2 separate regions of the Mus musculus genome follow, and region 1 is linked to region 2. A link is a loop called in an ENCODE intact Hi-C map of the cell type or tissue named here. Cell type or tissue: left cerebral cortex. All regions are shown on one strand.

Evidence for each region. Hi-C counts contacts between places; a loop is a spot of excess contacts. Peaks named below come from ENCODE experiments on the same cell type or tissue, not always from the same donor. Only the 100,000 strongest peaks of a DNase experiment are listed, where the experiment ranks them.
Region 1: a loop joins it to region 2, with 7 times the contacts of the local background. A loop is called at or near these places in 17 of 42 quality-filtered maps.

What each region holds. Positions count from the first base shown.
Region 1 is chr12:74,289,005-74,297,004 of GRCm38, forward strand. It overlaps 1700086L19Rik (RIKEN cDNA 1700086L19 gene), which reads left to right. Exons shown (of 4, transcript NR_030735.1): 3 at 6,319-6,434; 4 at 6,549-6,946. Among named protein-coding and RNA genes, the nearest start is that of Dbpht2, 4.5 kb to the right of the region's middle. In left cerebral cortex, CTCF peaks have their summits at 4,860 (motif pointing left) and 7,097 (motif pointing left); DNase peaks (open chromatin) are centred at 13, 521, 2,173, 4,858 and 2 more places; H3K4me3 peaks cover 1,165 bases; H3K27ac peaks cover 3,509 bases.
Region 2 is chr12:74,052,524-74,060,523 of GRCm38, forward strand. All of the region lies in intron 1 of Syt16 (synaptotagmin XVI), which reads left to right. Among named protein-coding and RNA genes, the nearest start is that of Syt16, 59 kb to the left of the region's middle. In left cerebral cortex, a CTCF peak has its summit at 3,330 (motif pointing right); DNase peaks (open chromatin) are centred at 3,226 and 7,481; H3K27ac peaks cover 919 bases.

The DNA.
Region 1 (8,000 bases), 240 kb after region 2:
CTCTATGTCCATGAGAAGCGGGATAGTGCCGCCTTGGACTTTGTTCCCATCTGCCTTCATGAACGTACTCATGAATGTTTTATGTAACCTGTGCTTCACACAAATGAGGACATAAATGCCCTACATATAATAGGATGCTTCTGAGTCAGATATATATTCATGGTTTTTTTTTTTTTTTTGAAAAGGGGTCATTGCAACAATGCTGCATAACAGCGATTGAACTGAAATTATGAGCTCATGTGACAGACTCCAAAGAAAGTGATTTTAAAGCATCATGTCAGCTAAATGACATACAGATCAGTACTTTGAAAATTGTTCCCCCCACTCCAACCCCATGAAAAAAAAGAAAAGCCAGTCTCTTGCCCAAAGACACAGAACAAATGACAGAGCTGGGTTTTGTCCTGCTGGAGCGCTTTAAGCCATACAGAAAGACCACAGAGCACGGCTAACGGGTCAGATGAGATAATTCTCATTGTTGCTGTTTGTTTTGTGTTTTCCTGACTACACCGAGGATTGAACCCAAGTCCCCGTGCGTGCAAGCTGGATGCTCTACTACCGAGTTACATCACCAGCGCTAGCTTAGATAATTTGAAACCAAAGTATTTACAGCCTTAGGATAAAAACTGCCATATGTGATGCTTTTCCTATTGGCTAAGCACGTTTTAGACAGGTATACTTTCAAAGGCCAAAGGCTAACATCACAAATCGAGAAAGGATAAGACCAGGCTTTATCTAGGATGGGCATCGGCTGTGGCTAGTGTGTACTTTCCCCACAGACCAGCCTCCGCTCCTTCTGTCCATGGCTGGGATGCACACCTCTAACCAGGTGGCTTCTGCTTGCTCCCCCTCCCCCCTTTTAAAACTATGTGTTCTTTAGAACACTGGGAAAATTAAAGACTACTAAGATGAAAGTACTAAACGCACCCGCTCCTTACTTTTTCTTGGGTATCTCCTTTGACCTAAAAAGAAAAATTACTGAGGTGGGGATTGTTTTTTCGCAGCTGTCTGCCCTTTCAAAGTGTTTATAAATTAATTTGCTGATGATGTTTCTTTAATGTACTGTCCCTGGGCCTCCTACCAAATGAAATCGCTTGAATGCGCACAGGATCCCAGTTGCCTGGGGGCAATGGCAGAACAATAAGGAAACAATCGTTTGTAATTGCATTTTAAGCATTTATTTAAAGGCCTATGTATGAACTGCCCTGCCAGGGCTCTAGTGACAGGTGGGTCACTCTGATCTGTGGCTTTTGTTGTTGAGCTCTTATGTTGTGACATTCATGGAGCCTGGCACAGACATTTTGTGTAACCCAGAGGTTACAACATTAAAAGTAATTTTTATGTTCAAACCAGCATTAGCTATTTTGCTTCAGGAAAAAAAAAATTCCAGCTCAGCTCAATTCAGTTTTGTAGCTTATGTATTATTATCCCCAGACCCTAGAATGCTGACTCTAAAGTCAGATAGTCATTTTGGTCTTGTTTATTTCATTGGATTTTAGGTGAATTGCAAGCTTTTTTTTTGGGGGGGGGGTGGCTGGAACTTAAGCACATTTATCTCTGTCAACTCTATCTGGACAAGTGAACATCTTTGATTATTCAGATTAGCGCTGATGAATTATCCAGGAGACGAGCTAAATGTTTAGAAGACAGCCCTCTTTTCCTTTAGCCACAAATGTATAACCATTAGGTAACACACCAGAAGCACAGTCTTGAGAGCTGGTGTGGGATTTGTATAATGAACCATCTTCCTGGAGGTCTTCAACTGATAACAATCCTCTCCGAGTGGCTGGGTGGTGGAAATGATCTTTGGATCAGAGCAGGTAGGGTGGGGAGCACTTGGCTTTTGTGAGACTGCTCTGTCTATTGGCTCATTATTCGACCTGTGGTTTGATGTAAGGCTTACCATGTATTAGGTGAGGTGTCACAGTGCATGATCAAGGCCACTAAACAAATGAGGTTTGGGATGAGTTTAGGCGATTGGTTTAAAGTCACACAACTAAGAAGTAAGAGAGCCTGAGAGTAGATCTATGCCTCCACCCACTTGCAGACCCCCAACTCTTAGCTACACAACTGGCTGTCAGCTAGAGTCTCTTCTGGGCCCTGGTTTGCTCCTCCGTGCTCAAAGGAGGCTGAAAGGCACGGCCAACGCATAGCTGCCAGCTCAGAAGATTTTGAGTTTTAATCTAGCAAGTAACAGATGTAGCAACTTACGTTGGTTACAGGCTTTAGCCTCAAAATGGCTAAAACCATCCTCCAAAAAGTGATGTGGAAAACATTGCAAAGAGCCAGGCAGCTAGCATTGGAGGGACTTGCTAAACTGACAGCAGTTGCAAAGGTGCTCAGCAATTCACCAGTGGGGGGGTGGGGGGGAGGGTGTTCCTCAAGAACAATAAACTGAGTGACTAAGAGCCTTCCTTGCCCAGGAGGAACAGGCTCAAGTCTAGACCTCTGAGTATTTGCTTTGTATTTTCAGGGTCTGTTGCATTCTATATTTTAGTGTAACTTCTGGAATATAGTGACCCGGAATCAGTCAATCTGTCTGTCTGTCCATCCATCCATGCATGCATTCATGAATTCATGCATGCATCCATCCATCCATTCATCTATACATCATCCATGCATCTCTCATATATATATATACATATATATATACATATATATATATATAATCTCATAGATATAGATAGAGATGATAGAGATAGAGATAGAGATAGAGATAGAGATAGAGATAGAGATAGAGATAGATATAGATATAGATATAGATATAGATATAGATATAGATATAGGTGTGTATATATTGATCTGTTAAATTGAAATAGCTTCCCTGGAGGATCAGTGGGGAGTGGAGGACAGAACAGTAAATTTGACACCTGGTGCTCCAGGCTGCAATTTGCAGTCCATCGTGCTGCTCTCAAATGGCTACATACTTAAGATGGCAAAGCAAGCCAATATGTAATAAAGGACACATGTATAGATGGAAACAATGTTGCTTACGGCAAGGCTGTGCTTCTAATTTCCAAGTCTTTCCTCACTCTTCCCTTCACTAGAGTAATTCATTAGAGTTTTCCAAGAAACATTGTGACCTGCCCAAGTGCCAGTGTTAGCAATAGGCACTGATCCTCTTAAGGTGAACCTGGGGGCTGCTGTTGAAAATGGACTTTATTCTTTACTGTGTAATTACAATGTGAGTTGGCTTTGTTCATGGTGCAAAAAAAAAAAAAAAAAAAAAAAAAAAAAAAAAAAAAGAAAGCACTCAAGCTGATAAAGGGAGGCTGACTGAAATCACAATAACAATATCAATCAACCCAGTTGTTTGGGTGTCAGTTGATTGGCTGAGTTCAACATTTAAGGCCTGCTAGTATAGTTGCCTGGTGCTGTAACACTCGGGATATCAAAATGTGTTCTCAGGTTAGCTGGCATAGATCTCAGTTGGATTTGGTGCAAAAGTTCCCCTCTAGACCCACTGGAAAGGTGAGTGAAGGGCCCAGTAGTTAAGAAGCCCTACAGGAGATTCTGGTGTGTGTTAACATTTGAGAACCACTGTTAGATCAGTTAGTCAGACAATTAATTAAAGAGGAATAGAGGACGTCCATGGCTCAGCATGTGCTTGCTGTATAAGCAGGGGAACCTGGGTTTGGAGCCCAAGCACCCCTGTAAAAGCCAGGCTGTGGTAAGGACCTATAGTCTGAATGCTAATAAGTTGAGGGCAAGAGGCTCCCTAGGGTCACTGGCTAACTAGTCTACTCAATTGTGAATCTAGGTTCAGTGAGAACCCCTATCTCAAATGAGTAGGGTGGAGACCAATCATGGAAGAAAACCCATGACCTCTGGACTCTGCTTGCATGTGCACATACCTGTGTACACCTGTATGTAGACGTACACAGACAGGAACCCATACACACCCATATACTATACACACACACACACACACACACACACACACTACATGTTCACATGCACATGTACATGTGTGCATGTACACAATAGGAGTCATTATTACAAGGGATAAGCAAAAGCTTTGTTATCTAGTTATCTGATGAATAGCTTTCAATGTAACCCTAGCAGTCTCTGTATCTTAAAAAAGAACAAACAAACAAAAAACAAAAACAACAAAAGAAAAAGAAAAGGAGAGCAAACTGGGTTTGGGGGGCGGATGCATTTGTTTTATTTATTTGATCGGTTTTATTTTTTCCCCCTAACCCTTTCAAGTAAGTGAGAAATCGACATAAACTGTCGTTCATCAAATCCAGGAACTCTGCGCACGGAGCTTCAGTCGCGTGTCCTTATCGTGTCACCTTCTCCTTTTGGTCAGATGCACACGTGCTTTGAACCCTGGATCCCTTAATAAAACACACGCCCACTAGCTTAGGGGCTCTCTTGGGTTTTTAACCCACAGTGACAGCAGTGAGGTTTTGGGATGCTTGAGGTGAGGTATGTGGCTTTCCTTACTGGCTCGGGAAGAGCATCCAGCTGCAGGAGGGAGGGCTGTGTGAAGCTAGGCCGGCGTGGCTCCAAGATGAAGGAAACACGACACAAAGCATGTTATTGAAGAGCACATTTTCAATATTTAAGCCTGTAAAAGCTCTAGAGTTTAGAGGAAAAGCATCAAGTGTCAGTGTAAATTTATTAAGCCTACATGTCTTTATATGCTAATTATTTTGTGACTCATTGGGTTCTATCAGAACTATTGGGTTAGGGTGAAGTAAACAAAGTTCAAATGTAAGCTTGCTTTCCCTCTGGACTGCAGAGGTCGAGTGAATACCAAAGGGGACTAGGTTTTCTAGTTCTCTCTGTTTTGAATTGGAATCTGTTGTGTTGGGAGTTTGATCTTGCTTCCATTCTGTGGCCACAGTGCCATCTAGAGTACATTCTGGGAACTCCTTTGGAAATCCGCGACCTCTAAATTGTTTTTCCTTAAAGTCAGAATCCTCAGCTGCAGTCGTATTTTCAAGGAGGAAACAAAGGTTTTCTACTTTCACATATTACACTGTGTCTTAGTCAGGGTTTCTATTCCTGCCCAAACATCATGACCAAGAAGCAAGTTGGGGAGGAAAGGGTTTATTCAGCTTACATTTCCACATTGCTGTTCTTCACTGAAAGAAGTCAGGACTGGAACTCAAGCAGGTCACGGAGCAGGAACTGATGCAGAGGCCATGGAGGGATGCTCCTTACTGGCTTGCTTGCTCAGCCTGCTCTCTTATAGAACCAAGATTACCAGCCCAGAGATGGTCCCACCCACAAGGGGCCTTTCCCCCTTGATCACTAATTGAGAAAATGCCTAACAGTTCGATCTCATGGAGGCATTTCCTCAATGAAGCTCCTTTTTCTGTGATAACTCTAGCTGTGTCAAGTTGACACAAAACTAGCCAGTACACACTACAATCAATTTTATATATATATAATTTCCTCATTATTAACCTCAATTATGCTAAATGTCAGGACCATTATATCAATTAGTTAAAATTTGTTTATTTTTGTAATTGTATTTTAATTACATTTCCCCCTTCGTTTTCTTTCCTCTAAACTCTCCCTCCCACTCTTCTTCAAATTCATGGTCTCTCTCTTTATCAGTTGTTTTTGCATGACGTATATGTATTTGCATATTTCTCTATATAGCTCTCTTAGTCCACATGATGTCACTTGTGTTTCTATTTTCATGGCCAGCACATTTGGCGCTGGACAATTGGGGTGCTCTCCCCTAGGGAGGATGGTGACTCCTACTCCTATCGTTCCTAAGTTGCCTGTAGCTCTTTGTGTAGGCTTAATGCCTCTTGGGCTTCTTTCTGTCCAGTTTGATCTGTCTGTCTTTGCTCAGCCCACATCTGGGCAGTCATGTCGGTGAGACTTTGTGTGTAGCTTCCGATGTTACTAGGAGACACAATCTCTGACTCTCTTTCTACCCCCTGTTCTGCAATGTTCCCTGAGCTTTATGTGTGGGCACCTCTTGTAGATGTGTCCTTTGGCTCCACAACTCTACAATTCGATGGGCTGTGGTTTTCTGTAATGGTTTTCACTTGTTATAAAGAGAAGTTTCCTTCACACACAAAATTAAACCTCACTTGAACTTGATTTCTGGAACTGCACAAGGAAATGGTCATAGAACCCTAAACTCGACCATCTATTTTGTGTCTCAAATGGCATTTCTCCGCCAGTAGTATTGTGATCTTAAGACAATTGCCAGTTGTGCCAGACTGTGCTGTTTGGTGAACAGGTGGAAATCTCTGGGGTGGCTGGGTTTCTGCTTACAAATGCCCTCTATATGATGAAATGCTCTTAGCCACAATGCCACCTGACCTTTCTCCAACTGTTTTTCTGTTTTAGCTTATCCAAGAGAAGTCCTATCATATTCATCAACAACGTCGAAAGTAGCCTACTTTAAGAGAAAATATGCAGAAGAAGAAGATCTACATCAAGATTCCCATGGGTATTTTCCAAAAGTAAGGCTTTAATTTTTCTCCCAAGTCTCCCTCCCGAATGTCATTGGTAGCACAAAGCTCTAGTTTTTTAGTGTCCTGTGTGTGTGGCGAATAACGGTTCTGTTTGCTTCCTAGCACCTGATATTACCGGAAGACAGGACTTGTATCCTCAAACTTTCCCTAGAGAAGCTCAGGTTTCTTGAAGACCCAGAAACCTACCTAAGAAGGTCTGTGTTAATTAACAATTTGCTGAGGAAGATACACCTAGAGACGGAGAAAGAGAGCTATGAATACTTCAAGGAAGCTCCCTGCTATAAGACTGCTTATTCTGATACGAGAAAACGGCTGAAGTTTATGGTACAGGAGTGCTGTTCCCAGTCTCTCTACTATGAAGAGCTGCACTCCTACCACATTGTGCCTTACACTTCGGAGAGTACCATCTATGGGATGGGCTACACTGGTGACCACTTGGAGCAAAATTCTCAGTTGCTCATTTATAAAATGAATTAAAAAGTAACTGTTAAGTTCATTGATATTCTGTTTCTAAATGCCTGAACTGTTTATAGTGAAGATGTTAATAGAAAACCCTCATTACCAGTGCACTTGATCTCAGTGATGAGATGCATGCTGAACCAAGGGGAGAGGATAATGGGTATTACCCAGCACCCCCTAGTGCCATCACCATGAATGGAAATATGCCCATTTTATCGTAAAGCAGTGGACTGATGCATTAGAAGGAAGGGGTTTTTGAGTCTTTTTGGTTTTGTTGTTGGTGGTGGTTTTTTGTTTTGTTTTGTTTTGTTTTGTTTGATTTGGTTACTTTTTTGGTTTTTTTTTGTGTTTTTGTTTTTTTGAGGTAGAAATGGATTGATCTTTAGTCAACGTGTTAGATTAAAATTCCTTCACCTAAATTCCATCACTCTTATTGAAAAGTAGCAAAAAAAAATAATAATAAAGAAAGAAAGAGAGAAAAAGCATATTAAATTGATAATGCTGTGACCCTGAGGGTTAAAGGTGGAATGAATCTAATTTTCTAGACTCCATGAGATTCGTTCCTTCGGAAATGCTTTGGCTGGTCACTGTGCCTGACGGTTGTTTGTCATTAGTGTCCTTAACCATGAGTGGCGGCTAAGAGGGGGCAGCACAGGCTTGCTTGCAGACAGGCTTGCCTGCTGACTGTGACAGCTGGGCCCTCCCTCTCTGCTCCTCCCCCCAAGCTTATTTACTTTCTTTCTTTCTTTTTTTTTTTTTTTTTTTTTTTTTTTTTTTTTTTTTTGTCGTTGATGATTATTCTTATTTGGTCTGGGCAGACCTTTTTTCTAAGAATGAGCTGTAATAAATTAGCATTGCACATAGGATCATCTTTAAGTTCTACGGGTTGATTAAAACTTGTCATGGGCCTTTAAGAGTTTAGACTTTATTATGAGCTTTTTTTTTTTTTTCCTTATAGGCTGTGAAGCTCAGGAAATGGGTAGGCAGGAAGAACATGGTTTTTTAGTAGGTTTATACGTTTTTTAAAAACCTGCTCTGGAAAGTTGGTGAGAATGACAGAATTTAGACATGATGATATTGCTTCACCTTGCTAAG
Region 2 (8,000 bases):
AGTATGGTTTTGTTCATTTCCATCACCTGTTTGTATGTTTTTTCCTCTTTTTCTGTAAGGACTTCTACCTGTTTGATTGTGTTTTCCTGTTTTTCTTTAAGGACTTGTAACTCTTTAGCAGTGTTCTCCTGTATTTCTTTAAGTGATTTATTAAAGTCCTTCTTGATGTCCTCTACCATCATCATGAGATATGCTTTTAAATCTAGGTCTAGGTTTTCGGGTGTGTTGGGGTGTCCTGGACTGGACGAAGTGGGAGTGCTGGGTTCTGATGATGGTGAGTGGTCTTGGTTCCTGTTAGTAAGATTCCTACGTTTACCTTTCGCTATCTGGTAATCTCTGGAGTTAGTAGTTATAGTTGACTCTGTTTAGAGGTTGTTCTTCTGGTGTTTCTGTTACCGTCTATCACCAGACCTGGGAGACAGATTCTCTCCTCTGAGTTTCAGTGCTCAGAGCACTCTCTGCTGGCAAGCTCTCTTACAGGGAAGGTGTGCCGAAGAAGAAGGCCCAAAACAGGGCCTTTCTCAGAAGCTGTGTTGCTTTGGCAGTTCCCAGAAGCTGTCAGCTTCTGTGGTGCAGACTCTCATCTGTGCAGACTAAATTCCTAAGTTCCAGGGAGTCCCGGAACCAAGATGGCGACCGCTGCTGCTGAGGCTGAGGCCGCCTCCCAAGCCAGGCGGACACCTGTCCTCTGGTCCGGATGGTGGCCGGCTGTCTGCGGCCCGCCAAGGGTGCTGCCTCAGCGGCTCTGTGCTTCCGCCTGTCCCAGAAGCTGTCCGGTTCTCTCGGTCGCCAGTTTTTGCCACCATGTTAGGGGTCTGTGTTTGTGTTTTGGCCCTTGCAGGTTTCTACCATATATTTTTGAGGCTTCTTCTCCTCTTTTGTAGAAAGTCCGAAGAAATCCAAGCCAGCCATCTCTTTCTTGCTGCTGCTATGGAGAATAGGACACGAGGGAAACTCAGGATGATGAGCAGCAGCTGCCCATTGGCTCACACAGGATGGTTTAAGCCTGTAGCCTGTGGCAAGACCCCAGTTAAAATGGATAAATGCAAAGGTCTGTCATCTTATCTAACAGAGATGTCTAGGTGCAGGGCTGACTCAGGGTGGCTGGGCCTGAGGATGGAGATGTGGCTGTCACTTGCTGGCCCCTCCTTCCTGTCCTCCTTCCCTTCTTCCCCTGGCCTTTCTTTCTGTATTGCTGCCCTCCCTCAACTTCCCATCAGTCTTCCTCCATTCTGTCCTGACTTCACCTCCCTCCAGTCTCTTCCTCCGTCCATCTCTCTTTTCCTGCTGCCTGTGATTCATTCTGACCTCCTTCTCCCTTCACCTCACCCCTCTTTTCCCTCTCCCATCTTTGCTCCTCCATCCCCTTTACCTCCTATTCCTACTCCTGCCTCCATTCCTCACCCCCCACCCCCGGCCTTCACCTTCCCACCTGTTCACCTGCTGTCCCGGCCACCCTTGCTCTCCCTGCTTGTGCTTCCTCTGTGGCTCTATTCCTCCTCTGTCTGTCTTCTCATTGCCCACCATCTCTTGGCTCATGCTAAGCTTGCTCTCTAGCACAGACCCTCCTCCCATGGTGGCTTCCCTGAAGCTCTAGATGTCCAGCTTCCCTGTCCAGCTCGGCCTTTTCCATGGAAAAGGACTTTTTGTCTTTTAGAATAGTTCTGTCCAAAAGACTCAGGATTAGCCTTCACACGGCCCAGTAGGGGACTGAAATATGCTGCAGGCCAGAAGCTGAAGAGGGGCAGGGGAATTTATTTGTTACTGTGTATATTTAAGTTTTGGAAAGACATCAGCTAGAGAAGGCAGTTGAGGTGCTGGACTCAGAAGAGAAAGGATTGGGTGCAGGGCCGGTACCCTTGCTGAGCCTATCGGGCCTACTGGTTGCCAGTGCTCGAATAATGACCCCAAATCTCGATAGAATAGAAGCTAATTTTTTCCTTCTCAGTTTTCCGTAGTTCAGTGTAGGTGAGGTCACTTCCCACAAAGTTTCTCTCAGTAGCCGAGTGTTCTCGGCTTATTTCTGGGAAAGAGTAGAAAACAGATCACTGATTACTCTCAGGTGGCATGCAGAACTTTTTGTGTACAGCCCCTTTAACCAGAACCCAGACTCTTGCTCCTAAGCTGCAGAGGATCATGGGAACTTTGTTGGTGGTCTGTATACAGGAAGAACTTGAACATGACTTGGGGAGGGCATGCCAGTTTTAGGGCTGAGGTCAGGTGGTGGGGATGCATAGTGGACAGCAAGCTGCTGGGACTAACCCAGTTCTCTCTGGGTATATCACACACACACACACACACACACACACACACACACACACACACTTTCCTCTGAAGCTTTTCCCATCATTCCTTTGGATCTAGCTGGTCCTGAAACTCTGCCTTTTTTTTTTTTTGAGAAGGTTTTTGGTATTCATACTTCCCGACAACATGGACTCGAAGCTTCAATCTCTTCATTTCATAGGCATAATGTTTAGGACAACAGCTTCCCTGAGTCTTCGTTTCTACCCTTTCTATACTGTGCAAGGAATGGTCATTAATGTGAACCCAATTTCAAAAGCACGCAAACCGCTTCACGATTGGGACATTTTCTACTTTTAGCTGTCATCTTAATTAGCAGTTCAGTGAGGCTCCACATGCTTGTGTTACATCTGGGTGTGGCCTGTGCCGCAGGTGCCCATTCTCCACCCACTCGTGTCTTGTAAGTTCAGAGATAAAAGAGAGTCCAGGATTCACCCATTCCAACATCTTATTTTTCCATAAGGAGGAACCAAGGCCCAGAGAGGCTGCATGTTCATGCAGAGTCACACTGCTGGTCAGTGGTAGAGCTGAGCACAGAGCCATGCCGTCTGCATCCACCCACGGCTCCACTCTCAGGTGCAGCCTTTCACCTTTCCCAGTGTTGTTATTTTGACAGATACAAACTTGCCAGCCAGACTCCATGTCTGCTCAGCTCTGCCACCCGCCTCATAGGCGAGTCTATCGTTTTCCAGAGGTTGCAGGTTCTCTCCCTCCTACCCACACACCTCCTGCCCTGACCAGCTCGTCATGAAGTGTAGAGGTTTTCCTGCGTTCCAGCCTCAGAGACTGTCCTATCTATAGAAGCCGTTGGTTGTGCAGAGCAGGCTGGTGCAGCTGAATGAGAGGCGATAAAGACATAGGTAATTGCTGTAGGGTAATACTGCTGCCAACAAGATGATTGAACTCCCACACAGAAGGTGAACAGATGGTATATTTATTGAAATTCATCGGCTGTGAGATGGAATCAGTTTAACTGACGGCTGGGTACCCTCCTTTCAGACGGAGGGAGGCTCAGGAAACAGCAAGCCTGCCACTAGGGGGCATGATGGTCTCAGGCCCAGAGCCCCTCTTGTCAGAGAGGAAGCCCAGGTTCTGGGTACACTGAAGAATCAATCACTTTAGTTGATTTCCTGATTGAGGCTAAAAAATCATCTCTGTGGCTAAGGAGGAAACCACTATGTTTTTAAAACTTAAAGTCATTTTCAAAGGGCATTTACATAAAATACTCCACTAAAATAACATGGTATCAAATCGATGAGGAGGCAGACTGTGGCTTGTTGGGAGGGGGTGGGTAGGGCAGAGGCTTGGCTAGAAGTAGCTTTGGGTTCAGTACTCTTTAATATCATTGCCCCAATTGGACCTAATAACCTACCTACCTACCCTCTCCCTCTCCCTCTCCCTCTCCCTCTCCCTCTCCCTCCCCCTCCCCTCCCCTCCCTTCCCCTCCTCTTTCCACAGTCTTGCCCTTTAGTCCAGACTAGTCTAAAGTTTACAATGTAGCACAAGGTGGCCTCAGACTCATTAGTCACACCTCCTTATCCTTCTGACTAGCTGGGAGAAGGCCCATGGCAACAGGCCAGGTCACCAATGACATCCCTATCCTATCAGCTGCCTCCCTCTTCAGCATCGCCTGTGTCGTGTAGCCCAGAATGGCAGACAGAACACTGGCTCTAGAAACCTCATTCTGAAAGTTGTAAGAAAAGTGTGTAAATCCACTGGGAAGCCCTGGGACAAACTAGGGGAACTGACACGGGAACGTGGGTTGATGGAAACCTGGTATGTCCCCTAGGACCTTGCATGCTTGTCACCTCTGTTGTCTTAGCTAATCTTAAGGCTCCTCCCCTGCTGGGGGAGACCCTCTGCTTTCCAGATTCATAATAAACAGAAGCATTGCTGGTAACCTGGTGATCCCTCACCTTCGTCACTTTGTGTGGGAACAATTTCTTACTTTTTTGAGTTTATAAACGTGCCCATTTGTATACTCTATAGTCTTGATTGAATTGTTTCTTGTGCAGGCAGGTTTTGTGTGGTACCTAAATATTCTCATGCCTAAAACAGGCCCATGGTCCTCTACTGTAGGGTTGTTTATAAAGATTAAATGGACACTTATTTATTTATTTATTATTAGATATTTTCTTTATATACATTTGAAATGCTATCCCAAAAGTTCCCTATACCCTCCCTCCACCTTGCTCCCTTACCCACCCACTCCTGCTTCTTGGCCCTGGCATTTCCCTGTACTGGGGCATATAAAGTTTGCAAGACCAAGGGGCCTCTCTTCCCAGTGGGAACTAGGCCATCTTCTGCTACATATGCAGCTAGAGATACGAGCTCTGGGGGTACTGGTTAGTTTATATTGTTGTTCCACCTATAGGGTTGCAGACCCTTTTAGCTCCTTGGGTACTTTCTCTAGTTTCTCTATTGGGGGCCCTGTGTTCCATCTTATAGATGACTGTGAGCATCCACTTCTGTATTTGCCAGGCACTGGCATAGCCTCATATGAGACATCTGTACCAGGGTCCCTATTCTAAGGAGGAATGAAATATCTACCCATTGGTCTTCCCTCTTCTTGATTTTCTTGTGTTTTGCAAATTGTATCTTGGGTGTTCTATGTTTCTGGGCTAATATCCACTTCTCAGTGAGTGCATATCTAATGACTTCTTTTGTGATTGGGTTACCTCACTAAGGATGATATCCTCCAGATACATCCATTTGTCCAAGAATTTCATAAATCCATTGCTTTTAATAGCTGAGTAGTACTCCATTGTGTAAACGTACCACATTTTCTGTATCCATTCTTCTGTTGAGGGACATCTGGGTTCTTTCCAGCTTCTGGCTATTATAAATGAAGCTGCTATGAACATAGTGGAGCATGTGTTCTTATTACCAGTTGGAACTTCTTCTGGGTATATGCCCAGGAGAGGTATTGCTGGATCTTCCGGTAGTATTATGTCCAATTTTCTGAGGGACCTCCAGACTGACTTCCAGAGTGGTTGTACAAGCTTGCAATCCCATCAGCAGTGGAGGAGTGTTCCTCTTTCTCCACATCCTGGACAGCATCTGCTGTCACCTGAATTTTTGATCTTAGCCACATCTGACTGTTGTGAGGTGGAATCTCAGGGTTGTTTTGATTTGCATTTCCCTGATGATTAAGGATGTTGAACATTTTTTCAGGTGCTTCTCAGCCATTCAGCACTCCTCAGGTAAGAATTCTTTGTTTAGCTCTGAACCCCATTCTTAATGGGGTTATTTGAATTTCTGGAATCCAGCTTCTTGAGCTCTTTGTATATATTGGATATTAGTCCCTTATCAGATTTAAGATTGGTAAAAATCCTTTCCCAATCTGTTGGTGGCCTTTTTGTCTTATTGACAGTGTCTTTTGCCTTACAGAAGCTTTGCAATTTTATGAGGTCCCATTTGTCAATTCTTGATCTTACAGTGCAAGCCATTGCTGTTCTGTTTAGGAATTTTTCAAGGCTTTTCCCTACTTTCTCCTCTCTTAATTTCAGTGTCTCTGGTCTTATGTGGAGGTCTTTGATCCACTTAGACTTGAGCTTTGTACAAGGAGATAAGAATGGAACAATTCACATTCTTCTACATGATAACCACCAGTTGTGCCAGCACCGTTTGTTGAAAATGCTGTCTTTTTTCTACTGGATGGTTTTAGCTCCCTTGTCAAAGATCAAGTGACTAGGTATGTGGGTTCATTTCTGGGTCTTCAATTCTATTCCATTGATCTACCTGTCTGTCAGTTAAATGTACACTTTTATGTAAAATGTTTGAAACAAAGTCATACAAGTAGAAAGTACTCAAGGAACTCTAGCTTTGGTTTACTGTGACTACCATGATTATTACCCTGTGCATTTCTCACTGAATCCTATGGCTGCTACCACTGCCTCTACTCAGCCACTGTGTTACATTGTTACATTGTTAAATTGCTACTACTGACTTCATTTGAATTTCTGGGCATTCATTTGCACTGAATGTAGAAAATATTTAATCATACCACTTTAAGGTAAGTCCCCTTTTCTACATTTTAGTGAATTTGGAAAATTTCATTTCTTCTAGAAAGAATAGGTTAATCTGAGGCTTTTTTTCTGCTTTTTTCAGTGCAGATGGGGACAATGTAGCTCCTGCTTGTCCTATCTGCCCTGAGATATCTTGTCTTTAGATTATTCCTTTGTCCTCTGTTCTTGCACATCTCAGAATCTCCAGCCATTCTTGTGCCTTGTGGGACTCTCTAGTGTCATGCTCTAAGAAGCTCAGCTAAGTCATCATTCATAGTAATACAGCAGTTAATTTTTATATCATTAATTTTGTGTTTCATATATAATGTATGTGCTTGGACAGTCTGATAGACCTGTCCAAGCAGTAGCTTTGGGTCCACCAACCTCACCACAAACACCTGAACAACGTCTTCCTTCTTGCCATTGGGATGGCTTCTCCATCATTAGCTGAGAGGAAGTTCTCAGCTTCACATGAGCTGTTGGGACACTACAGTATGTGTCAGTGGTGACTGAACCTGCGATATGTGTTATGTGACCACTTGCTTTGTAGTGTTGAGATAGTCACCTTACATATTCATATTATTCATAAGGAAATATGTAAACTAGCTTCAGCTCCTCATCCCATATCATATAAACAAGAGGTAGACTCTCACCACTTCCTCTCCTGTATCACTTGGGATAGTGTTGTTTGCAGGAACTGAGATTTATATTTCCAATTTGTGAACCTAGGGCAGAGGTTAACAAACTGTGAACTGTGTCAACCCCAGTCCATTGCCTGCTTCACGTCTGACTTGAGAGCTAAGAATAATTTTCATACTTTTAAGTGGTTGAAAAAGAATTGAAAGAAGATTATTTCATGACACACAAACATTATGTGGAAATTGAGTTTCAGTGTCTATAAATAAAGTTTTATTGGAACACAGCCATGTTCATTCGTTTACGTATTGTCTGCGGTTACTTTCAGAGCTCACTGGCAGAACTGAGCAGTTCCAACAGACACCATATGGCTTGCAAAGCTGACCCCTTAGAGAAAAAGTTTACTCACCCCCTCTTTAGGACATGGATACAAAGTGAAGTACAGATGAGCACAAAAACACTATGTTTGGAATTTTCTTTCACTGCCTACGGGTTGGAGCGAAACAACCAGACTGTGCAGGAGCCCATCTTCAGGAGTCCAGGCACGGCAGTTGGGCTTTCACCATTCAGTGTATGATGGTTACATGAGTTCCACCCCTCATCCATGGTTCTTGAAGCCTGCTTCTGTCTTATGCCACCTGCATAATCTAATTTGCATCTTGAGTGGAGATCTAGCTACCACTTGGACTTTTTCAGAATAAGGAGAACGGCTTTTTATGAAGCCATCTGTAGATGGAAAACAAATAGCAAATCAATTCCCAGTCCTCGATTGTGGCATTGAGGGAGCTAGTGAACAGCACGAGAGCGCCTGACAAATTTGTTCCCCAAGTCAAGACACCTCTGGGGACAATCCAGCATCTACTAGATGAAGGAGGCTGGTGAAAGCATTTGGGAGGTAAAGGCAGATGTGCCCTTGAACCCATAGGCACACTGGGCTTGGGGACTGGCAATAGCTTCAGGCAGATTTGCCTTCCGAAGTCTCATCTCCTCCTCCAGCCTATTTTTCTTGAAAGTCCAGAACCACCTCTCTTGGGGTTGCCGTTTCTGCCTCTGTGA